Regions from separate parts of the Mus musculus genome. Here all the other regions are linked to region 5. A link is a loop called in an ENCODE intact Hi-C map of the cell type or tissue named here. Cell type or tissue: heart. All regions are shown on one strand.

Evidence for each region. A loop is a pair of places that touch in the nucleus more often than their neighbours do. Peaks named below come from ENCODE experiments on the same cell type or tissue, not always from the same donor. Only the 100,000 strongest peaks of a DNase experiment are listed, where the experiment ranks them.
Region 1: it touches region 5 in a loop (10-fold over the local background); 21 of 42 quality-filtered maps call a loop at or near these places.
Region 2: a loop joins it to region 5, with 3 times the contacts of the local background. A loop is called at or near these places in 4 of 42 quality-filtered maps.
Region 3: a loop joins it to region 5, with 16 times the contacts of the local background. A loop is called at or near these places in 19 of 42 quality-filtered maps.
Region 4: it touches region 5 in a loop (2.7-fold over the local background); 2 of 42 quality-filtered maps call a loop at or near these places.

Annotation. Positions count from the first base shown.
Region 1 is chr4:12,239,099-12,244,098 of GRCm38, reverse strand. No RefSeq gene overlaps it. Among named protein-coding and RNA genes, the nearest start is that of Gm46846, 68 kb to the right of the region's middle. In heart, a CTCF peak has its summit at 2,987 (motif pointing left); no DNase peak of the experiment used is centred here; H3K4me3 peaks cover 320 bases.
Region 2 is chr4:12,773,619-12,778,618 of GRCm38, reverse strand. No RefSeq gene overlaps it. Among named protein-coding and RNA genes, the nearest start is that of Triqk, 130 kb to the left of the region's middle. In heart, a CTCF peak has its summit at 2,526; no DNase peak of the experiment used is centred here; H3K27ac peaks cover 291 bases.
Region 3 is chr4:12,536,531-12,541,530 of GRCm38, reverse strand. No RefSeq gene overlaps it. Among named protein-coding and RNA genes, the nearest start is that of Gm46846, 360 kb to the right of the region's middle. In heart, a CTCF peak has its summit at 2,746; no DNase peak of the experiment used is centred here; H3K4me3 peaks cover 256 bases; H3K27ac peaks cover 303 bases.
Region 4 is chr4:12,904,117-12,909,116 of GRCm38, reverse strand. Triqk (triple QxxK/R motif containing) reads right to left here and starts at 2,280. Exons shown (of 5, transcript NM_001171801.1): 1 at 2,179-2,280. In heart, a CTCF peak has its summit at 2,105; DNase peaks (open chromatin) are centred at 1,896 and 2,246; H3K4me3 peaks cover 1,288 bases; H3K27ac peaks cover 1,189 bases.
Region 5 is chr4:13,775,216-13,780,215 of GRCm38, reverse strand. It overlaps a transcript of Runx1t1 not described here. Among named protein-coding and RNA genes, the nearest start is that of Runx1t1, 7.1 kb to the left of the region's middle. In heart, a CTCF peak has its summit at 2,167 (motif pointing right); no DNase peak of the experiment used is centred here; H3K4me3 peaks cover 180 bases; H3K27ac peaks cover 1,971 bases.

The sequences.
Region 1 (5,000 bases), 1.5 Mb after region 5:
AGCTCAGGCTCCTACACTCGGGAACACTTTTCTGACTTTCCACCTACACAGATCTCACTTGGGCATGTTTATGCACATAGTACATTTGTCATATTTGTTGCCCTAGTCCGTCCTCCTCTGCCTGCCTTCCATCATACGCTGGCTCCTTACTCACATAGCATAGCCACCCTTCTATGCTTATATCATCCATTCATAGACAGTCAGACAGACACAGATGGATGGATGGACAGATGATGGACAGGCAGATGATGATGGATGGAGAAAGAGAGAGAGAGAGAGAGAAAGAGAGAGAGAGAGAGAGAGAGAGAGGTTTTTCCATGGAAAAAACATAGCATTTATTTTAGTGATAGAAAAGAAAACATGTTAGAAGAGGAATTTAGTATCTATAGCTTAAAAATAGAAAGGACAGAGTTCGAATGACCACTTTTATGGAAAACACAGAGATGAAGAGATTTTAGAGAAAGGGTGATAGTATATGTCTGGAAGGTTGGGAATGGAGACAGAGCATCTGAGCCAAGCCACTCTGTCTAAGAATGATTGCTTATGAGCAGCATGGAGAAGGAGGAGCAGAAGAAGTGGAAAACATTATGTAAAACACTGCATTTCTCTGCCTTGTTCCTTGGTAGAAAAAAAAAAAAAAAAAAACAGAATCTGGCTCCAAGGAATTGTTCTGAGTTCTTCCTTATGGAGGTCTGAGTTACAAAACAGTTGAAGCATGGATTAGCAAGAGTCACGATGTCTTGGACATACAGAGCAACAGCCGTGTGTGCTTGTTGGGGCAATGTTCAAGGCATGCAGTACTGTACTGGTTCTGCAGGAAGACTTGCTGCAAAGCCTTCCTTCTACAAAATTAATAATTTGGTAGTGTGTTTGTGATGCTCCTTCTAACGTGCTGCAGGATACTGTAGCTGCTGCTTTGTGTATTCTGGCTCATGAACACGATTTCTCACTACAGTAAGTTTGAAGTCTATGGTTGTTGCCTGACAGCAAAATACAGTGTTAGGATAAAATACATAAATTAGTGTTGTCATTTTGAAGTTTGAACCTTATTCAGAATAAAAAGAACTTGAACAACCTCATACTTACAGGTGTTTGAGGTGTAGGCCTCTATTTTACCTCCGATGAACAGCCTCTGCCAGGCGTGAAAGATCTGCAACGGTTCATTCCCAAATGAAGCAATAAATCTGGGATTGACAGCTCCGCAGATCCATCACCAGGTCAGAGGGATCTGTGCTCTGGCGCCGTGACATTCAGGTAATTGGAGAATGAGATGGAGACATGGACTGACTCCCTGCTGTGAATGCCACCAGAGGTTATACCTTCTTCAAGACCACCAGGTCAGAAACTGTATCAGCAACCATTAAGTGTTTTTAATTCTAATTACTCATTAAAATTTAACTTAACTCATATGTCAAATACATGTAGGTTATTCTCTTTAAAAACAGCACCAAGAATTAGCTGATTGTTTTTCAAATAGAAGACTTTTCTTAGAAAAGCTTGTATGATTCATGATTTCGAGGTAAATTATGAATTTAGAAACCATAAATGAAGCTCTCTTTGTGCCAAATTATACCTTTAGGGGGTTGGCTTTAAATAACATTTGGTCAAATACCATCCTTGTTCCATTCTACAAAAGAGAGCTTGTATTTTAAAATCTACATTTAGTGAAATAAATGCAATTGTATTTGGAAAACATAAGTCACTGGAGCCGCAAAAACAATCTGTATTTATGAGTGATAATTTTTCTTCAAATTCTCCATAATTTGTTTTCATGAAAATTCTTAAAAACACTTCCCAAGAAGGGCATCATTGAAAATTTTTGTTTATGTGTATGTAATACTGTATGTGTGCATGGTGTGTTTGTGTCTATAAGTGTGTATGCACATGTGGGTATGAATGTGAGTGTGAAAGTCAGAAGTTAATGTCAGATGTTTTCCTCAGTCATTCCCGTGGTGGGGGGAGGACATGTGCTATGGCACGTGTGTGAGGTCAAAGAACATAGTGAAGTTGTTCTCTCTTTCCACCTTTACATGGGAACCTGGAAAACAAACTTAGACTGTCAAGTGTGCGTGGCAAGTGCTTCACCCACTGAACCATCTTGCTGCCTTTTCACCTTAATTTTTGAAACAAATCTCTCACTGGACTTGAAGCTTATCTGTCTGACTAGACTGTCAGGCCAGAGAGCCCGAGCTACCCTCCAGTGTCTGCCTCCCAAGTGGAGATCACAGATGCACACCTCAGCACTTACCACCTCTTCGTGGGATCTGGGAATCAAACCTACCTTCCTGCCATACCTGCTGGTACGGCAAGCACTTGATTGACTGAGCCATCTCCACATCCCCTGCCTCTGACATTTTTACATAAGGCAGGCAAACATTTCTGATGGCAATACGTTCTGTTTGTTATGGAAATGTGTATGTCTGCTGTATAATGGTCCCTTTGGGTTATTGGGACAGTATTAGAGAGTACGGCAAACTGTCTCCAGAAAGCCAATTCTTAGCTCACTTTTTTAAGATTAAAGGATATCTTCTGGCTTAAAGGGAAATTGAGATACTTAAAGGCATAAAAATCAAATGGGTTATACAATTTTAAAAGTTTCTTTGAAAAAAACTACCAAAGTTTAGCTACAAGATATTTGTCATTTATGCATTTTCTTTACAATCCCTTTCCAGAAGGCAGCATCTTTCTCGATGCCTCACAGAGGATGGCATAATTTAAGGAAAATCTTTAAGACAGGGAAATAGCTTTCCCAGCCAATGGCATCAAAATCAGAAAGAGAAAAAGAAAAAAAAGAAGAAGCCTCTGCAACAGAACTACCCAAACTGGGGAAGCTCTGTTTGGGTATTTTACATAAGTCTGTGAAATTGCTGCCTATAACATGTGATTACAAACAAATAAAAAGCAAACGCACCTAAGTCGGAGGTGGTTCAGCACGAGACCGCGCAGGAAGAGTCTTTTGACAGAAAGCCAGCGCCATCTACTGTCTGGCGATGAAATAGCAATGGAAACCGTTCTTTGCCCCGTGCCCTGGGAAGACCTGAGTTGTGCAGCTGAGGCTGGGAACAGGATCCTTACCCCAATACTCTGCAGAAAGGGAAAAGAGAAAAAGAAAGGCAGGATGCTTGGCAGCCTGGCGCCACCAACAACGGCCATTGTTTCCCTGAACACTGAGGTCGCCCAAAGGAAAAATTTCTCCGGTTAACTTTCTAAGAACTTCATGTTTTCCTCAGGTTTTCTAGCTCGCCTGCTAAAGATGTAGAAGCACCACTTCCACCCTGTACCCAACTTTTCGCCAACATTGGTGACTTAGTATTTATTCCTTCATAAGTCGTGAGTTTCTGGTGTAGAGAAGATAAAATGACTACACTGACTCTTTTAAGTCTCATCGGCTTATCTTTAAGAGAAGAGGAAGGTGACATTAGGAACATTTGGGTGACCAAATTGTTTCTATTTTTCCTCAGGGAATGTTCCCTCAGGAATGAATTTGCCCACACACTTCCAAAGGTTCCCCCTCCCTAGTCCACTTTTATTTGGTTTTGATGTATTTAAAAGTTTCAGAAATTTTAATAAAATTGTATGGTTTCATTTGGGAAGATATTTTAAGGGGAATCAGACTTTAATATAAATACACAGCTAAAAGAGGAAATCAAACCAACAACTCTCTCTATGCCACTCTCTTCAATGTTACTTGTTTCCAAATCAAAACAAAACAAAACCTAAATTCATCATGAACATGTTCTCTGGTCCTTTTAGTTTTAGCACAATATAAAAATGAAACACCTGATGCTTTGTCTTAATTCTTTGAGTATCTGTTAACTTCCTTGTCTTATCTTTGTTCTTCACTTGGAGGAAATTTTTCAAAGTTCAGTAAATAGTCGGGGTTTTTTTTGGAAAGCAAATAGCTTAAGGTGAACTGGGTGCTTGCTTTTACGAAAGACTATCTGAATATTAATTTCTGTTGATTAACGTACAGAGATTGATTTTCTCCTGCCCTTCCTAAGTTTGTAGTGCCCCTGCATGTCAGCTACCATACAAACCAGCAGCCAACAGCATCTCTGACTGTGCTATCTCCAAAGACTCCCTTCCATGTTCCTGTTTGGTTTTTTAACAATTTACATTAACACACACACACACAAATCCTGAAGAGCAATTTCAAATGCCATAATATCATCAAATTGTTATTTTAATCCCTTTGTAAATGAAAAGGCCAGGGTGTGTTTCCAAATCCATCCTAGGTTTTGAAGTGAGCAAATCTTACCTGAGCTCTGCCTTGGGAGACACAAGGATTAAAGTAGCCTCCCTGTTATTTTCTGTGGTCTGTACCTGGGCTTGCAGTAAGGAGCCACTTTCTGTCAGGACCTTTGTTCCTTGTTTACTTCCGCTCCAGCAAGGCTGCATGCAGACCCTCTCCATTGCCAGTCTTTGCTTGGTAGCTGATTAACTCAATCTCTGTTTCCTGTTGATCAAACAAAATGACTGTCACTCACACTCGGGCTCAGCTCTACTGCCACTACTACCCTAGGCACCTCTCCTGCATCCCACATCCCCAAGCCAGTGCTTTGGTATCTGGTTCACTTCTCTTAGAAATACCTTCTCTCCAGTTCTTGAGACCCCTCCTAGTCCTGCGATCACAGCATCTTCTCTATTGCAATATCTGCCTCCCCTCTTATATAACCCTTTCAAATAAAGACTCGCCTTACAAGGAAGTCCAGGTTCCTCTTTTATTTAACAAAACCCATAACTCTGTTTAAAGCTGGAGAGATTTGATTGATAATCAATAATCAGAATTATCAAATAGTCTTGTTGCCCTAGAAGCAAAGCTCTGCCCTTTTATAAGAGTATTTGTGTTGCTCGTAGGTTCTCTCCTTCACTTGAAAACAAAATGAAAAACTTTGCAAAAGTAACACTTCCCAGAAAATACTTATACTCAAGCATATTGAAACTCATATTACTTTGTATTTTCATAAATTCTACCATAAGACCCGACATTTTCCCAATTT
Region 2 (5,000 bases), 1.0 Mb after region 5:
AGAAAGCTTGAACTTTTTCAAAAATAATGAATATCAAGATTCCCTAATACACAGGTATAATCTAAATTTAAAAATGAAGTACATTATAGGACTATTTCCCAGTAAAATTGTTCTACCTCCATTAACAATTCATGGGGATGGTACACTTTCTAAATTTAGTTTGAGAACTACTTTAAGAGGAAAGTCCCTTGTGGCTTTTTCTCTAGAGAACAAAGTCCCGTTGTGGTTTGCATACTCTGCATAAGTGTAGGTGAAGTCTCTTTAGTTGAGGTAGTTGCTATTTCAACTCTGTAGACTTGTCATTGTGTTCAGGAAATGGCTAATTATGCTTTTAGAGTTAAAGAACATTTTTAAATTCTACTAATTCAAAGTTTCACGTGTGTTTCACTGGATTATGAAGTTAGATGCCAGAGTCACTATGAAACCTGTCAAATAAGAGGCTCACATCTTTTCAGTTTTTGTTTTATAATAAAGTTATATAACCAATTACCTTATTTTTTGATTGGGAAAGAATGTAAGAATTTTATCCTTTGTGGATCAAGTGCCTTATCTGTTTCCAACTGGTAAAATGGGCAAGAGTAACAAAATAAAAATAGACATCAGAAAATGACATTATGACTATTTTTATCTATTTGCATAGCAGCATACTTATATCTAGGATATTAGTATATACATGTATGTAGTAATACAAAATCCCCTATCTTTCTAAATATTAACACTTCCAAATTTTAAAATTGTATTTCCAGTGTATAATAAGGAATTTAGACTAACTGTACCCTGGAGTAATCAAGACATGCGCCACTTTTAACACTGACACAATACTTGAAAAGCTATATGAACTAGCTAGAATCTGATGTATAAATACCAACAGGAAGGGCCTGTTAAGAATCTGTACTTCTCAGAGAGAATGTGTACAAGGAACTCAAAGAAACTCATTTACAGAGGGAAGCCTGCTGATTATATGGGAAGACCAGGGGCCCAGGGAACCAAAAAGCCATGTAATTATTATTGTTAAAGAAGTTCTAAGTTTGCTGCATTCTGGTGTGACCTCAGGAATGGTAAGTTGAATAATATAGAATTAAATTCCCTTCATCTTTGAGAATAGATGAATTGTAAAATGTAATATTTGTATTTGAAGTCATATGGTATACTTTATATCTGACTTATTTCTGTCAAACACTGGAATCACCAGTAGCCCCTGAATCGGATACAAATACCAGTGAATGCCATTTTGCAACCAAGGACTATAATCCCAGCATCCAGCATCCTCCCGTACAATCTTTCTATCATGGTTTTCCATACTTAACAAAAAGTAATTGCTAAGCTTCTTATAAAATATGCCTAATTTAAATTCTAGCTTATACAAATAGCTGTGTGTTAGATATTTTAGGAAAAGAAATCCTGGTAACGAGAAGGGGCATCATAAAATGGTTATAAATGGAGGCATAAACCTTTGACAAACTACGTTCATGCTTTGAAGTAAGCGATGACTGACTTCCATGGTCTATTTATGTTCCTAAGTCCTACATGGTATTCTACACAGCACATTGAATTCTTCTACAACCACCATTTTCTTTATGGCTCTCCATAGAGACCAAAGAGACACACAGATAGAAAGAGACCCACAGTATCAACTTTATTGGAAGTAAAGAGGGCAGAGTTAATTTCTTACATCATCTTAAGAACCCAAAGTGTTGTTTATCACAGACTTCTGGATCGAGGTTCTGGCATGTGGTATGTCTTGTTCTTGGTATTTTGGTCTGGTAGGCTGCCTTCTCATAGATGTACCTTTACATCTTTTGGCTTAACCTAAGTCACAGTAGATAATAGTGAGTGATAATCAGAGTTACCATGGAAGCTCTTTAATCTGGTGATGGGTGAACTTGGGGTGGTTGAGAAGGTATGGGTGAATAAGGAGGGGAGGGAAGTAGATACTACAAAACGGAATTCCATAGCCTGAAATTATGGGAGCTTTACACTGCAGACCCACGTAATATCAAATAAAAGATGTTCAGCTTTCAGAGATGCTGGACTCACAGGAGCCTAAGTGAGAGGACTCTGCTCTGTATGGGCAGAAGGCGATGGTCCAATCACTGCAAATGAGTAAGTGAAAACACACAAACATCTGTGGTGGTCCTTCCACCTTCTATGTTGTTTCCTAGCAGGACAGGGCTCGCACAGGTCAGACTTTGTAGAGTGGAAACAGAGGACAAGGAATGTTAAAGCTAGGCAGAGGAGGGGCAGAGGGTAGAACATCTGGGGGCCATCCACAGTGCTGCAGCAGATTTATTCCTTGCCAAGCCTGCTGTTGTATCATTTACCCCTTCTAGAAAATGGAGATGAAGTACTCCCTTATTATACCTTGCCAGGGGAAGCTCCACACATTAATGTAAAATATTTTGAAAATGTCACATAAAATCTATTATACAAAGGCAAGATGTTACCAATGATTTTTCGTTAGCAGTATGTACCAGAGGGGAATTGATTTGAACAGAAAGGGAACTGTAGTTTCTAGCCCCCCTTGCTGGACAACCAATGTAAAAACATCAATTTCTCTGTCTTCCAGCTGCACAGCAGATGTTTGTGGGAAAGAAGGTTGGGGCAGTACAACTGGTCTACTCAGACATCAGAATCTCTTTACAACTCCCTTCAAGAGACCTCTATGAGGCTCCATTTCAGCTGGGTTATTGAGATGGAAGGCTTCACAATTTCCCTTCTAAGTAGAGAAAAAAGAGATGATAAAGTTCACTGAAATACAATATCTTCTGTATCCCCCCCCCAAGTGTGGCATGTCATTTTTATAGCTTGCCTATGAAATTTTATCACATTCTGGAAAGCCACCTCTACTGGAGTGGCAGCTTCAATATATAAGAGAGACAGGGTTGGAAGGCAGTCACACTAACCCAAAACAGCAAGGCACATTTATGCCAACAGATTGCAATTACTGCAATGGAAATGTATGGCTGGGACTTAGGGCTTTAATACCACATGTGACCTTAAGAGAAGTAACATCCGATCTCTGATAATGACGCAGACACACTGGGAAGAGAGACTAATGTGGAATGCTTCCAGTGGGAACTATCCTCTCCTCTCTGCTACCTTCTTGCTTGTCTAAAAGAGGTTAGTGAACCGAACCTTTGAAGGACATTTTGAAGGCAGCAGATGCAGCTTGAATGTTGGTCTGTTGTTTTTTAATGGACTTGTCAGCCGCCATTCTCATTTGCAATAGAATTCCTTGTCTCCCTCACCCTTTCTCAAGTTTGTGTTTTCCCAGTGCTGTGCCAATGCTGAATAATTTACAAGGGCAAAAAAAGAAAACTGTCACTATCAGAGTCCCCAGGCTCTCCACTCACTCATCTGTCACATGGTCAAATGTCACTGGTGCCATTATTTGTGCGGGGTGAGATTAACGCCAAGTAGCTGCTTGCCCCCTTCCTTTATCTATTGTTAATGGTACTGAACTCCAATGTATTTTTCTTTAAAGAGCTGGTTGCCATTTCTGCAACAAATGTCCCACCTAAGGAAGTCCACATAACTGACCTCCGCCTTCCATCTCACCCTTTCATCTGGCTTCATCTGTTTCTTCTTATCTGGCATTTCCACCCACAGCATAAAAATACAAATCTAGTTAGAACTGTATTCAGAAGAAATGCCAGCATTCAAAGTAATCCCAGCCACGTTGACTCTGTTCCTTATTAGGAAAGGGGGTGGGGGGGGCCATCCTGGTTGTAATAATAAAGAGTCACAGTGAATCACAGAAGGAGCCAACAAAGGATCGCTGGCACACAGATGGCACTTCACAGAAGGGAAATCAGAGGCGCAGCTCTCAGAGGAATTACGGAAGTACAGAAAATGGAAGAAGCAACTTTTTCCCTTATCAAGAGGGTAAAATTCCAATATCAGTTACATAAAAAATATAGACGGGGAAAAGGCAAATATAACAAGTATTTAATTTGAGTGTAACTAAGAAAATAGATGCCGTCTAATCAGTTGCTGACATCAATCCATGAAAATATAGGGCTACTTTCTATACAGGAAGTATACTTTCCATACAGTCAGTCCCATGGCTGACTAAAGGCAAGGGCTCTGCAGAGAATCCATACTCCTACATTTCTATGCTTCAGTGTGAAGCATGAGCGTGCAGACATAGATGTGCTGACCAGTGTCTGTCCGTATTTGGTAAGTGCTTTAGCTGCCCTTATAAGTCTTAGCCCCTGTGAAGTTTGCTCCTGCTGTAGCTTCATTTTACAAGTGTAGAATGAAGGTGCAATATGTTAAGCAGATTGTCCAAGTAAGTGTGTGGTAGGGAGGGGAAGAGAGGGGATGGCAATAGTATACCCCGTAGGGCTAGAACACAATAGATCAAAAAGCTTCCAGTCAAAAATGTATACTCACACAATCCTAGAGAATGGAGAAAAGACTGATACATGTTATTGTACTCTTGTGAGGGTGGGTCAGGTTAACAGCCTCGCCAAGATCCTACCATTTCTTTCTGCCTCTTCTCGTTTGAGTGCCAATTGACTGAATTAAATGCTTAAGAATTAACTTGCTCCTGGCCTGTTGAGTGAGCTAATTTGAAGTGACTAGAATTTATTTGCTTCCTGCTCTTGTTCATGACATATGATCAGATTGTGGCTCTGGTTAATTAACAGGTAAGCTAGAGGCACAGGTTAGCCTGTCCTGTGTTGTGTTCTCATCCTTCAGTGTTTCTTTGTGTTTGCTTTGGGGGAAGCCCTGATATCTTATCTCCTGTGATACTTTAGAAGGGCAGATGAAACACAGCGGCTCTGATTTCATTAGCTGCCTTAGAAGGGCAGCGAGGGATTGAGATCTGTAATCTTATTCAGTGCTAGCAGATAAGTGCTCTCAGAGCTACAAAAGCAAAACCCCCAAGGAACCTGCAATAAAGACACTTGGGTCATCTTCTGGAGAGACCTAAACGGAAATTCACAGGCTGTTTTTGTGAACACTTAAAATGACCCGCAGAATCCAACCTGACC
Region 3 (5,000 bases), 1.2 Mb after region 5:
AGGGTAAACAACGCACTGTTGGAACTGCTTGGTTCTAAGGTGCTGGCAGGCACAGTGGGCTCAAGAAATGGTAAGAAGACATCAGGTTCTGCATCAAGAGAAAGAAGGTGGTTGGTTCAGACTGAATAAATATTAGGAAAGGGAAAAAAATTAAGGAAGCTTGGAGCCTTTAATCCCAGCACTTGGGAGGCAGCAGCAGGCAGAATTCTGAGTTCAAGGCCAGCCTGGTCTACAGAGTGAGTTCCAGGACAGTCAGGGCTACACAGAGAAACCCTGCCTCGAAAATAAAATAAAATTTAAAAAAAAAGGAAAAAAAAACAAAGAAAGAAAGAAAGAATGCAAGCTTGGAAAGAGAAGTCAGTCTCTGCAAGTGGGACCTTTGGTTCATTGTCTTTTTTTCTTATGAATTGGATTCAAACTTCACCCAATGGGTTATCTTCTGTAATGTCATAGCCATGGTCATGTGCACATCATTAAAGACTGTATTTTCACTATAATCTTTTTTCTCTCCCTTTGTGTTTTGTGTATGTGTCTGTGCACGCATGTGTGTGTGTGCAAGCACACATGCAAGTGTGTGTGTGTGTGTGTGTGTGTGTGTGTGTGTGAGAGAGAGAGAGAGAGAGAGAGAGAGAGAGAGATCTCAGTCTAAGGAAAAGTCAGAGGCACATTTCAGATTCTTCTATTTTTCTTCACCTTACTTGGAAGCCAGAGTTTTTCTTATTAAAACTGCCTTTTGTTGTTTCCATTATACTGGCTGGCTAGCAAAATCCCACAGTCTTCCAATCTCCTTTCTCCCAGAGCTGGGGTTACAAGTGCACACTACCTTTACATGGGTCCCAGGGAGCCAAATCTATGGAGCATCTTTTAGACACCACAATACTTGTTAGCACTTTCTGTACTTCTGTTGTCACTGCCTGTGATTATTTGCTTGAATAGCCAATAGCTACCTTAACTTACCAAAGGCTTTTATGTAGACATATCCGATTATAGTCCGCTTCAGCCGAAGGGTGGAACAGTAAGCTTTGGTTTTTGTTTTTCTTTTTGTTTTTTAGAGAAACTAGGCATATTTGGCTAAATGACAATAGTTTCGAGGTGTTTCTCAAAAATATGAAATCCCTTTCTTTTCTAATCCTTTTCTTGATTTTCTCCAAAATTAAAGGCTGTCTATTTCCTACCTGTCCCCTATAGCCTGGTGCACTGTAATAGATGGGTAGCATGTATGATTAAGATTCTGACAACTTTGGTTAGCACAGTGAAGCAAAGATGTTAGAAATATTCATGTCATTCAGTGGCTATTTGGCTTTCAATGGTTAAAGGATTTGCTTTCCAATTCTAACTCAGAACCTCCCGGCACTAAAGAAGCTTGGAGTGGTTGTCCATCTTCTGCTTTGTCGAACTCAGTTGTCCTATGCAATATGATATTACAAACTATGTGTACACTAAAAGGTAATGGGCCAAAAATGCTTGATTGCTTAAAAGGGGAGTCTGCTAAATACGAAATTATTGAATTGTTATTATCCTTCACTAAGTAATATATACAACTGTGTTTTAACATTTAATACCATTACTTAACATGTGAAAGTAAATAAATAAAATGGGCTAACAGAGGCAATACCATAATATTATTTAATCTGCAGTTCAAGGTGCATTTAAAAATAATAATTTTGTAAAGAGCATTCAGAAACATTTGATCTTTAAAATGCATACTTTTGCTTATTCTAGTGTTTGTTGATTTGAAGGGTTTGAGGTCAGCCCAGTAAATATTCAGTTTGCTTGGCACAAACTGTGCAGGAATCTAATAGAAAGCAATATTGTTGAAAATGGATATCAATTGAAAACAGAGAGCAGTGTCAACTATTCCCCACTGGGAACAGACAACAATAAAACCAGTCGAGCATTACACAGCCGAGCCTGCCAAATGTCATTAGAGTAGAGAAAAAAGGAAAGGAACATGGTAGGGAAAGAGGCACTTGGCTTTATTTCTTTTTCCTCTGATTTAAAAAGATACACACACACACACACACACACACAAGAGAGAGAGAGAGAGAGAGAGAGAGAGAGAGAGAGAGAGAGAGAGAGAGAGAGAGAGAGAGGTGGGGGAGGGGGAGAAGGAGAGGGAGAGGGAGAGATTGGAGTTTTCAGAGTAAGGATAATAAAATGAGAATTGCCCAAGCCAGTCACACTGTTCCCTTAGGGCTGGCATATTTTGCTTTGCTTCCAAAAGTAATTGTCTTAAGAAAATTTTACAAATATTTGTATTTCTTCGGTTGATTAACACCCCACCCCAAAATTCTTTGGATCGTCTGCATCTCTAATCACAAAGTTCCCAGTTTTAAAGCAACACTATAATGTTCGGTACTATGATCACATTTGGAGCATTGCTTAGTTAATTGATCTGAGTACCTGGCCTTTGCAAAATCTTCATTGTTATTGCCAAGTATCAGTGGAGAGACTCCCAGAAGGAGCAGACTGCAGAAAGCCCTATGGCAAAGAGAGATACTTGCAGCAGCTCTGAAACCTGTCAAATGATGGGATGCAGTTATAGAATGGCTGGGGAAAGGGAGCACGGAAGAAACTGACTTCCCTTCCTCACCTAAATCCCGATTTGAAACCCAGTGGTGTGACCACCCCCTAAACTTCTACTGTATTTGTGGCATTTTCATTGATGACTTGTAAATTTTCAAACAAAGAAAAATTGTCTCCTACAGACAATGGTCAGGCTACTGAACAGCCAGCCAAGAGCTCCCCCTAGTGAGGTTGTATACATATTAACATGAGTTTTCAACCGCACTCCATCGTGCACATGTGAAAGAGTACAAACACACACACATACACAGCTTAGTCTTGACTCACTATTCCAAAATATTATTTATTGATATTCTTTGAGAAGAACATTTTTAAAAATCCCCCAAACTCTCCTGATTATTTTTTCTGCACTGTGCTGTTAAATCCATACCAAGGCTGTACAGCCAGAGAACTCCCTCTGAATGAAAAATTGTTGCAGTGATCAAATCATTTTGAAATAGCAATAATCACATATTGGCTCCCAATCTGCATCCTAAAGTAGATGCTATCAACGTGGAATGTCCTCAGGGGCGGCATATTACTACATAATTAGCATAATAACTTTGTTGTGTAAACAAAATAAAAGACAGACTTGAAGACAAGAAATAATATCTTACAGTGCATTGATGTCTCCAGCTTCTACAGAAAATCCTCCCATCCTTGACCAACCTGTTCTTTCTGTTACAGCAGGGCTGTGATTAAACATGTAAGGATCGGTGCCAGCAGCTCTCTGTGTCAGTGGATCTCATGTGTGAGCACACACGTGTCCATGTATTTTATTGCAGAGAGATGTACAGAACGCTCAACCTCTCCATATTTAACAGAACTAATTTGCGATAATATCTAGTATAGCATCTCCCTAATCAACCCTAATTCTCTCAAATACATTTTGGCTTTCTCCAAAAAGATATTTTATTGGTTTTTATGATCCTTAATAGGACTCAAAAGGGAGAGTAGGGATTATTTAGGGAGAAGGAAGTGGCAAGTGTAGAAATCAGATGCAGAGATGAAAGGGATTTAATGGCTTTCTTAAAATTCTTTGAGAGTCATATCAACATTTTTAGTAAAATACAAATGACTGTGGTTTTATAATTAACAGCTGCTTATGTTAAGTACTGAGTGTCCCCTTGCTCCTGCTAATATTTTTTTTTTCTTAAACCACAAATCCACACGACCAGAGGTAATAGCTGTAAGATGTTGCAGGCACCTTAGAATTTGGTTTTTGTGCTGCTACACAATCACACATGATCCTGGAAGCTGGCAGACAGGAAAATGGCTCAGACAGGAGATGGTCAAAACATGTTGTTCATATTACTGCAATGCTTTCAGCAGAAAGCATATGCATATAAACTCTGAGTTCACTGGGACCCCTTTTTTATGAATGCTATTGCTTTCTTCCCTTGGGGGCTGGTGACAATGTCAGCCTCTGCAATGCTTTGGAGGGACAACCTGCAATGGAAATACACACAATACAATGTGATGTATCTTACAATATTTCATAAAGTACATGTTTTACAAATTCGTTTAATGTACCCGAATATTTGTCTTTTCCAGGCTTGTAAACTTCTATAAGACAACAGCGATGACAAAAAGACAGGTAAGGGCAGGGGAGAGAGTGGGGCCGAGGTACTTCATACAGGGAGAGGTGGGGCTATAATTTACTGCCATCGGCCACTCTGTTAGGGCTTAGACTTCACGTTGGTAAAACTCACACCTGTGTTGGGCTTATTCTCATGCAGGTTGTGAGCGCATGATTCAGCCTGCAGAAACTGGCTTTCCTTCCTTACAAAAAGGAAAATTATAATGCTCAACACCTCCCTGAATCAAAATGAAGCAACCATAGAAAGAACTGAATTTAGACCTATTATGTTAATTAAAATTCTGTCAGCATCTCTGAAAGTGTAATTTGGCCCAATGTGTTAAAAAAACAACAACAACAACAACAAAACATCATGAAAATTAGCTAATGAATATTGTGCAGTCACTTTCCTAACATAAAATAACTCAACCATTTAAATTGCACGGATTCCAAAATGGCCTAATTTACAATACATTTTTTTCTGGTTTGTTGTAGGAGAGCTTAACCTAATAGCGTGGTGAGATTGCATCCTTTTTAAGTCCTAATTCTTTATAAATTAACAAGAGACTGAATATTCATACGAGTTTGGCTACTACATGCCTACATATTAAACTCTGATGATCTTGACTGATGCTCAACAGCATCAATCAGAGTTTGGTCCTCCCATCACCTCACATGCGGTTCAGAATGGGCAGTCTCAGGCTCTTGTTGACAATTACATCTGATGCTGGGATCACACATTGTCCTTGGATTTCCTTCACTACACTATGACCAAAATCTCCCCTTGCCTAGGACCTTATAGGACGGTTGTGAGCATTAGCATTAGTAGGTGCATAAAGTACTTACCTGAAAGTGC
Region 4 (5,000 bases), 870 kb after region 5:
AGAGGTAACCAGCCATGTAACAGACATAGAATAGTATCAACAGGATAATTGAGTTAAGAGGTAGTTGGCTAGTTTAAACAACTCTTAAGAGCTTAAGGCCTAGACATCTAGTATTAAATAATAAGCCTCCGAGTCATTATTCAGGAACTGGGGCATTGCTGGAACAGACAGAGCGTTACAGCTACCAGAAACTGAAAGCAACCAGGATATTTTATGTACATTAAAACGTGAGCTGTAAGAAAGAGTCAGGTAATGATTTTACAGTTGCATGAACTTACCATAATAAGACTCTGTTTGTTAATTTGTCCAAAATGAGGACTGATGCAGAAGAAATTTTACACATTTAACATTTATCTCAAAGTACAATTTAACACTGTCCTATAGCACTACGTTTTCTTCTCCTGAATGTTCTTTCATAGACATGATCAAGGGCTTACATTGAAACAAAGTAACAAGTTATTCAACATTCGATGTTTCTGTTGATTGTTAGTAAAAATGAGATAAATTGTGATGACCTTATTTGGATAGTGAAATGGGGTTAAAGGCTATTTGAAAGAAAGAGTTAAAAAAATAAACTAAAAAACAAAACAAAAACTCTGCTCCAAGTTTTCCTTAGTGAGACATGGGGGAAAGTAATTATTGTGTCCTAAATTAAAGGAAAATGGTGGTCTCGATAAAGCTTCCACTTCCTATTTAAATGCTGCCCAATCTACAGGATTACTCAAAGCTTTCTCTGGCATCTCAAAATGGTGACATCAAAAACTGGACATTATTAGATTTAACACGAACATTTCCTAATATCTCCAAGAGCCCCTACAAAACCACAACCCCTTCTCTGTGTATTCTTGGGTGGTGGGGGACTAATACTAAGGGCAGATAAACTATGCAAGGCCCTTTGTGTGCTACCTAAGCAGTAACAATGAATTAATCGAGGAAAGATGGATGGACATAATCCTCACCACTCTACTAGCCAAAGAAATGAGGAAAGTCAAGAACATTTAAAAATACCCTAAGATAAGAACAAACGGACATTATAACCAATAACATCTTGGATTACTGCAGATCACTATTGTAATTATACTTTTAAATCAATCCTGCTAGGATAGATACTAGATTGAGAACTTTATAGATGAGATGATTGAAGGTTCTCAACTAAGGGAAACGAAGGGGCTTCCTTACTGAGGGCCACTGTTAACAGCAGGCCAAGAGAAACTCTCTTCCTGAGGATTTACACTGGAACCCTGGCATGGAAAATTAAAGCCAGCTCCCTTCTTGTCTGTGTTTTCCTATAGAATGTTTGTTCTTCTGAATCATGTGGGGCCAAAAGATATGAGGGAAGAAGATGTTTGCAGTATTTATCTGTGTTATCTTGTAGTTGATCATTAAATATGGACTCAATAGTAAGTGCTTAGAAGTTTAACATACTTCACAATAGACTGCAAGGAAAATCACATATGAAAGTCCTTGCTGTAATGAGTTGCAACTTCCAGAGGAAGTTCATTACATTAGGTTAAGTGAAAGACAGCATATCACAGAGCATATCCACATACAACATCGTTTGGGTTCGGGGATTCACTAAACATCAGAAAAAGTAACCCCACTTCACCACTACCACTAACCAATAAAGCAACTCTACAAATATTTTGGCTTACAAGACTGTTCCCATAAAAGGGAAACAGGAAAGAGTAAATCGGAGTTAAAACACAGGAGGCGGCGGCGGCCTAAGCAGGATTAGTAGAAACTAGAGTCACCTGTAACTACAAGGAGGCCTCTCAAATTAGTGGACAGCACAGCAAGCTAATTAATCCCCAGCCTAGGGTAAACCTGGGGAAGTGGGTGGGACTGAGAGTTTCTGCAAGGTCCTGGAGCACTAGGACACGCTGGCAGGGCGCACCCGCGTTGCTCGGCAACCCAGGCGGCCACGCCCACCCCAGTCTGGCCATTCTCTCTGGGCCGGAGAAGCCAAAACAGTCGAAAAGGAGGTCTCCCTGCTGGGCTCGGAGCCCAGATCCCCTGGAGGAGCCTCCGGATGCTCAGGCCCAGCGCCTGGGGCTGTTCCCCAGGCCAGATCTACAGTCTCCACGGGGCTGGGAGACGCTGGGAAAGCGCGTTTCCAGCCCTGGGCCCGCATCAAGAGAACTGTGACCCCGAACCCCCAAGCCCTCGCCGGAAACACACCTCAGCATTGCCCAGCGAGGGCGGCCCAACTGCGGGTCCGGCCGGGTGGGCAGCTGTCCACGCTGCTGTCACTCAGAGGCAGGGGCGGGACGAAGAGCCGCACACCCCTACTCCAGGAGGGCCAGACGAGGAGGGGCGGGGCCAGCCTTCAGTCTACACTCTGATTGGCTAGGCCTTCCCTGCGAGCCTCCAGGACTGTGTGTGCTCTTAGGTCCATCATTTCTACACCTTAGAGCTTCAGTACTTCCTAGGATGCAGACATTAACAGAAAGGAGCCTGACTTCTTTTCACAAACATAAAACGAAAACCAAAAGTTATTTTAATGAGTGACCACTTCCACCTTTTACACACAAACACCTAAATCTAGTCATATCCTTAGGAAAACATTCCAACAGTGAAACACATTCAAAGAGATTCAAGGAGCAGGACTTAGGGTAGGATAAGATACTTTTATTTTAATTTTTAACTTTTAACAAGAGAGTCAATTTAGGGAAAGCAATTGCTGAAAGGTGACAAACGACTGTGATTGCAGGCCTGTTTCGGGAACTTAGTTTTCGCATCTGTAAAACAGGAGCAGACAATATTGAGTTATTTAACATTTGGAATGGTTTTGATCACCGACTGCTCTCTAAATTATGCTTTTACAATCCCGACAAAACCTCCTGGGAAGTAGTATTATTATCCATAGTCTGCTTCCAGACTAGAAGCAGGTGAGTTTATTTAATAAATGAACAAGCCACTGAACAAAGAGTGATTCTCTTTATACTGACATAAACTAAATTTAAAACCCAGACAGTAGGAGTCAGAGGGGATGGAGGACTGCGGGAGAACATGGCCCACCAAATCAGTTAAGCGGGCCTCACATAGGTTCACAGTTAGTCTGTGTGGAGCGCATAGGGCCTGCGGCATGGGTCCATGCCAGGTCCCCTGCATTTGTTATGACTTGCTGTGTTCTCCTGAGACTCCACACAGTGGGAGCCAGCATGTCTCTCATTCTTTTGCCTGCTTTTAAAACTATTTTCCTCCTATTGGGTTTTTTTGTCCAACTTCAAATTAAGAGATTTCACCTTGTGTTACTGTATACTGTTTTTTCCAGTTTGGCTGTTGTCTCTCGGAGGCCTGCTCTTTTCTGAAGAAGAAATGGAGGAAGAGATCTAAGGAAGGAAGGGGAAGCTGTGGTTGAGATGTACTACATGACAGAAATTAAAAAATAAAATATTAAAATAATAATAATAATATCCCTTCAAGTGTTACAAAAGTTTGTAAAAGGCAAAACATCATACAAAAAGAATGTAGGCACATATAAATAGATATCTCTGAAGTCTCCCATGATATCTTATTGAGAAATGAAACCCAAAATGTGATTTTATTTTCTGTACTGCTAGATCATTTTCTGGTATTCAGGATCTTTAAAATGAAACAAAGATAGAATTCAATGACATTAAATAAATGTTCTTAATGAGGATTGTATATGTGTGTTGCTTGGAGGAGAGAGGAAATAGTGAAGTCCCAACATATATGCTTCCTTGTTCAAATAAAATGGACACCATGTTGTGACAAAATTTTTGGAATAGAAGGAATATATTTTGTGGCAAATGATTTTATTTTCTAATCTTGCTGAATTTCCAAATTCTTCTTAAAGCTTGAACTATGAATAACTCCACCCCAAAGATTTCTTGATTGTGTGTGACCTATGCTCCCATTTAAGTTTCTTTAATCTTTTAAAAATGTTTTATTCTGAAAGAGTTATGATTGTGTAGTAATAAGTATATTGTATAAATAAATACTGTTAGCTTTAAATAAATGTGGAGAATAGATGTGAGTCGTTTTTCAAATGCATATTCACATAGAGAAAATGCCCTTGTTTGAATTTCTCACATGCATAAAATATACATTTAAGTAAATGTATTGTAGGCATGTAAATGTGTTATCTTTGAAATAAACACAGCTGTATGCTCCACATATGTATAGCTGCAGATGTTTGAGGCATTTATTCTGATTGCTGGAACTCTGCACCTTTCTATTTTGTCACACATCCAGTAGAAAACACTGTGCTCTATAAGCAAAGAACAGCCAATAATGAGAATCTGCCGCTGAATTTCTTACTGTGAATATCCTTAGGAGATGAGCTTGCTTAGGTTACATTATTGCATAAGCATTTACTGCTATATGAAGTGGCACTGGCCACTTTAGAGTATATAATAACTACTACAAAGTAGCCTTACAAAGTAGCTTTTAAAATAATTATGCTAAAAATATTGTCTCCAACTAACTTAATACTTCCTACATTTTGACTAGAAGAGTTTGTACCTGTTTATCTAGACCTCCATTACTTATTTTGTATATTATATTTCTGCTCCAACCCTTGTAATTCCTGCATAGATACAAGGTATGTGTATATATATATATATATATATATATATATATATATATATATGTGTGTGTGTGTGTGTGTGTGTGTGTGTGTGTGTGTATACACAAGGTGTGCATATGTAAGGTATGCATATATATATATATATATATATATATATATATATATGTATATATATATATATGCCACCAACATCCAAACTGCCAAATAAATAACATTTTAGAGACAGGCAATATATACATTGAAAGGCACTGCTCATGTTCTCAGCATGTAGAAAACCAAGGCAGAAGAAACCCTGAAATTTCTAGGTGAGCGTCTTAGTTAATGTTTTATTGCTCTGAAATGACACTGGGACTAAGGCAACTCTTATAAAGGAAGGTATTTAATTGGGATTGGCCTATAGTTCAGAGGTTTAGTCTGTTATTATCATGGCTGGGAACATGGCAACATG
Region 5 (5,000 bases):
ATAATGTCTTCTTAATAAGCCAATCTCTGTGGCATTTTCCTCCATATATATACATACATACATACATACATACATATGCACTGACAATCATTTTGGCAGTTTTTGAAGCAATGTAGCAATGTATTTTATTTTGAATTCTGGTCAACATATGTTATCCAGTGGGTAGGGTGATGCCTATGTTTAATACCAATACTCAGGAGACAGAGTCATGTGAATCTCTGAATTTTTGAAACCAGCCTGGTCTACATAGCAAGTTTCAGGCCAGTCAGAACTGCACAGTAAGACTTTATGAATGGGAGACAAAAAGAGAGAGACAGAAACAGAGACAGAGAGGGAGACACAGAGAGAGAAACAGAAGGAAAGAGAAAGAGAAAAAAAGAAGAAAACCTCAAATATATACACACTCCGCATATGAAAGCAAATATGTCTGTTATTATGTGCACACTGTGTAGGTTTACTAGTATTTGTGCAAAATGAAATCTCAAAAATATCACTTGCTAACAGAAAATAGAACCTGTATCTGTAATTATTATTTGTTTATAATAGTGGCCATGATCTTATACTAGCACAGTATATTTATTATTGTATATCTTTTATAATTGACAACTTTTGACTCTCAGACCTAACATTTAAGAAATTCTAAAATCTGAAAACTGTTTTTAACACACATTGGTTGAACATTATTTTATGTAAATGAGACTTAAATGTACTAATGTTCTTAAAAGTAGATTTCTCTGCAGGAAAAATGGTCTAAATTCTTTCTTTTCAGCTTTTAAATAAAACAACACTTAGGTTCTTAGCCCTAGTGAGGAATCCTAGCTTTATAGACTCTTTTAGCATAAAATATCATCTTCCAATTTAAACAAATTTAAAAAAGAGATCTGTAAAAGACCCACCTGCACACCAATTTGCAAAGAAGTTACCATTTCCATCTCGTTTTCCAACCACAAAACCCACTGGGTTAAAAGAGAAGGTACCTAGCAGCTCAGCCCTATCCTGTGACACAGCTTGTAACACTATATGGAAAACCTTTGTCTCGATGTCATCACCCTCCCATCTTGACTAATGGCTAGTTAGTTTTGTTAAAATGCAAGGGTGATGGCGTATGCTCCAGTGAACTTCCCCTCCTCTCAGCACCAGAGACAAAAACCTGCAGCTCTGCTGTGTGCAGGCAGCCATCTGGACAGCTTTCCCTCAAAGCCCAGCCCACACCACACTGCAGGCAAAATCAGAGGGCTCCAGAGCTCTGTGGGGCTATTCATGACATACCAATTTCACATTTTCTGCTTGTAGGCTTGCAACAATAAATGCTAATGAGGACCATGAATGACAGTGTTAAAGACAATAAAAAGGTCTCCAAATCCCTTGCATATGGAGACACTGTTTTCAAAACTTCACCTTCTGTTACAGCGATGTAAGAATCTAAGGGATTAAAAAAATAATAATAACCTAAGGAAAGCAGTAAGCTGATCAAAGCACAACTGAATTCTTAAGATTGCCAGAGAAAGCAGTCTGTACAAGGCCAGCAAACAACAGATATTACCAACCCCATGAATGCATAAGGCACCGTTAGTCTCTACCTTTGTGTCTTGGACATGAAGCTCAATGAGAAAAAAACCTTTCTGCTAAACACTGACACACCACCACCTTTGAGCCTGAGAAGCAGTTCTGCAAAAATGATTATAATCAGCCCGATGCCTGTCATCATTCTTTGACTTAGTAGTAAACATTCAACGTATTTTTAAATCAGCGAAAATGCAAGCTGGTTCTCTTCTGATAACATCTATCCTTAAAACCAATCCAATAGTAGAGGCTTAGAGGAGTGGAACAAGTTCAAATCCAGGCTAATTTACAGAGCAAGATCGGAACCAGCTGGGGCTCCAGAATAAGTAATACTAAGTGTGGAACTGGTAATGATGGCCCTATGCAGGGGGATTTCATGTGAGGGTTACTTTCGGAATATTCCAAATTTCCGAAAACGAACATACATATGTTTGAACCACATGGATTCTATATAATATACATTTCTTTCAATGCAATGAAATTACAGAACAAAAACCATAAACATAGGAATATTTTAAACACCAACAAGACTCTTGCTATGCTCAGAGGAACTGTGTAGTGGTTAATTCTTTTCATTAACACAGACTTAAACACTTTCAGCAAAATCCACCAGGTGGAGCAAGGACACAGCAATACAAGAGCCCACATTTTTTTTTTCTGATCATATTTTTTTCCTCAGCACTTTTTAATCTCTAACAAACTCCCATCACCTTTTCTCCATATTGCAAATTCTTCAAATCTATACACATACACTAATTTGTTACATTTGTATGTAGATTCAAACTTTAAAAAGAAAAACCCACTTTTAGCTAGAATGAGTTTTATTACCAAATTCCATCCCTAACTGTGCTTTCTCTGTCCAGAGGTCCCAGTATAGCACATCTGCTACAGCACCAAGACAAAATGACTCCAGCGGCGTTCGCACCCATCCGCCCCACCACACTGCTGTATATTGGAATATAGAAAATACAGTAGCGCTTCAAATCTTTGAACCTCAGCTCAGTTCGCTTAGCAAATTCAGCACTTCAACTTACTAAGATTATTCATTTATACCTCATTAACGTTTTCAGAAAGTTTGTCAAGATTGCCTTTTATGTGAAAAGGTCCCTTTTCCACTGCTGTGGGTACACTGACAACAGAACTAGATCACTGGCCCAGCTGGCAACCTGCTCTTGGCCAGAGCAACCCCTACCCATCCTCTCCTCCGCCACACCACCTGTTCCTGTCCATTTCAGCCCAGATTAACAGAGCAAGCTCACCTGAAAACCACAACTAGCCATTTGTCTTTCAGTCTTTCTCAGTCCTCTCTTAGTGAACTCAGTGCCCTGCTGATAATAGCACTGGGCTGTTCTCACCTGCATTCTGAAAAACTATGGGGGGGTCGGGGGTGGGTCGGGTGATAAAACCTAGCAAAACTTGGGGAGCTCAGGAGGCAGGGTGGGGCTTTAGTGAAGAGTCTGTTTGTAGAGAGTGAGTTATGAACACTGACAGTGGCTAAAAGTATATTTTTATACTACTTTCTCCACGTGCATATTGATGGTGAAGAAAAACTCTGAAGGAAAGGCAGGAGGATGCTACATAAATAGACAGGAGCAAACCTGCAGAGAGGGTGCACCAGGCACAGGTGCTTAATGCCTGTGAGCAACAGACCACCAGGCCAGGTCAGTCGCCAGGTACACCAGGCTAGACCAGCTAGTTAAATGATTATACACTTGCCCATGGCGCAGTATACAAATATTCAAACACATATTATTTCCATAAATATTATATGAATACAAAGCTGCTTTTCTAATAATTCCCATGAAACTTCTCTACAAAGTCCAACATGTTTATCACTTTGGGAAAAGCAGTGTAGAGAACTCATTGCCAGGAGTGGAGTTATGTTTGTGAATTCACCAAAAGAACACTTGGGAGAGGATGCACCTAGTCCTACAGAAACTTGATGTGCCAGGGTGGGTGATACCCAAGGGGGGGGGGGGGCTTCCCCTTCTCAGAGGGAAAGTGGAAGGGGTAAAGGAAGAACTGAGGGAAGGGGGATGGGAGGAGAGCGGGATGGGCATTGAGATGTAAAGTGAATAAATAAATGAAAATACAAAATATATGCGGAAAAAAACACTCTTTTTACATGCCCACAACTCTTATTTGTACTTTATGTAGGCAAACACGTTCCAGTAAAGGACAAATGTCCTTCAGACTGCAAGACAGAAGCCTACGGAAGTAGTTGGACAAACCAAATTACTAGACATGAAGTCACACTTTCCACTGATGTTTGACGGAAAAACTAGCAGCATCCCTGCTCCCCACCCACAGGGAGGACACTTCAGTCAGCAGGACAGATAAAGAAGCTGTCAGACTTCCTCTGGGGAAGGTAGCATCTTGTTATAGCCAGGAGGTCTCCCAAATGGCTCTCTCGCCAAGCAAGTCTTAGAATACTTTCCCTATGCAACGCCCCCAAAGCTAGACATATTGCTAACCAATATTATTTCTCATCACCTCCTGCTCCATCAAAGCATGTGTGCCCCTTCCTGCTGCAAATGTTAACACTATATTCAGATTCCAAGGAAAAAAGAGGGAGACCCCATCTCGAAAATCCTATAACTTTTCTTTTAAAAACAGGATATTCTGTTTTCATGTATGAATAAATAAACCATCTCAGAACTGTTAGTTGCACACTAAATTATTATGAGTGAGTCTGACCCCATAATAGCAACACACAGGATGTGATCACACAATGCTGAAAAATGAGTTCTCAGGAAACTAAGGCCACTCTTCCATTAGCTAATGTGTTGGAGGGACAGGGATTGTTTCATAGCAAGGCCAGAGGTTCAAAATGAAAGAGCCACATGTTTAAATTCGTTGAAGAAAGAGGAAAGCCAAATCTATCTGTCAATACAGACCAGAAGGAATGAACAGGAGTCTAGGCACTGGCAGAGATCTCAGCTTCACAGCCAAACCCTCTTGCACACAATGCCTCCTGAGAGAGAGGAACCCAGGCGTGAACCAGCCAGACCCATGGGACTGGCCTTGAAGGATGTCAGAGGGCCAGGAGGCTGCAGGAGATCCTGGGGTTTCACACATTCCCAGGCTGACTGTTTTGCTCTTCAGGTAATTAAACAAGGAAGCTATGCTGCCGGGTAGAAGCCTGACCCTGAAGTCTTGGCTCCATGGTTCTGCATATCAACTTCCGTAAGAACTGCCTGGAGCATCAATAGAACAGTCTCCTCTCACTCTCTGGCATTTATTTCCTTTCTCTGTCTCTTCCAAGATCTAACCCAGAAACAATTCCTGCTGCCTACAAAAACAACCACGAATGGAGCATGGATCTGAATTTATCACACAACAGCAAAAAAAAAAGAAAAAAAGGCCCTTTGCCACTCCCAGGAATTAACCCTGCACATTTTAAAAAGAAATTACCCAAATCACAGGAATTTATTAGA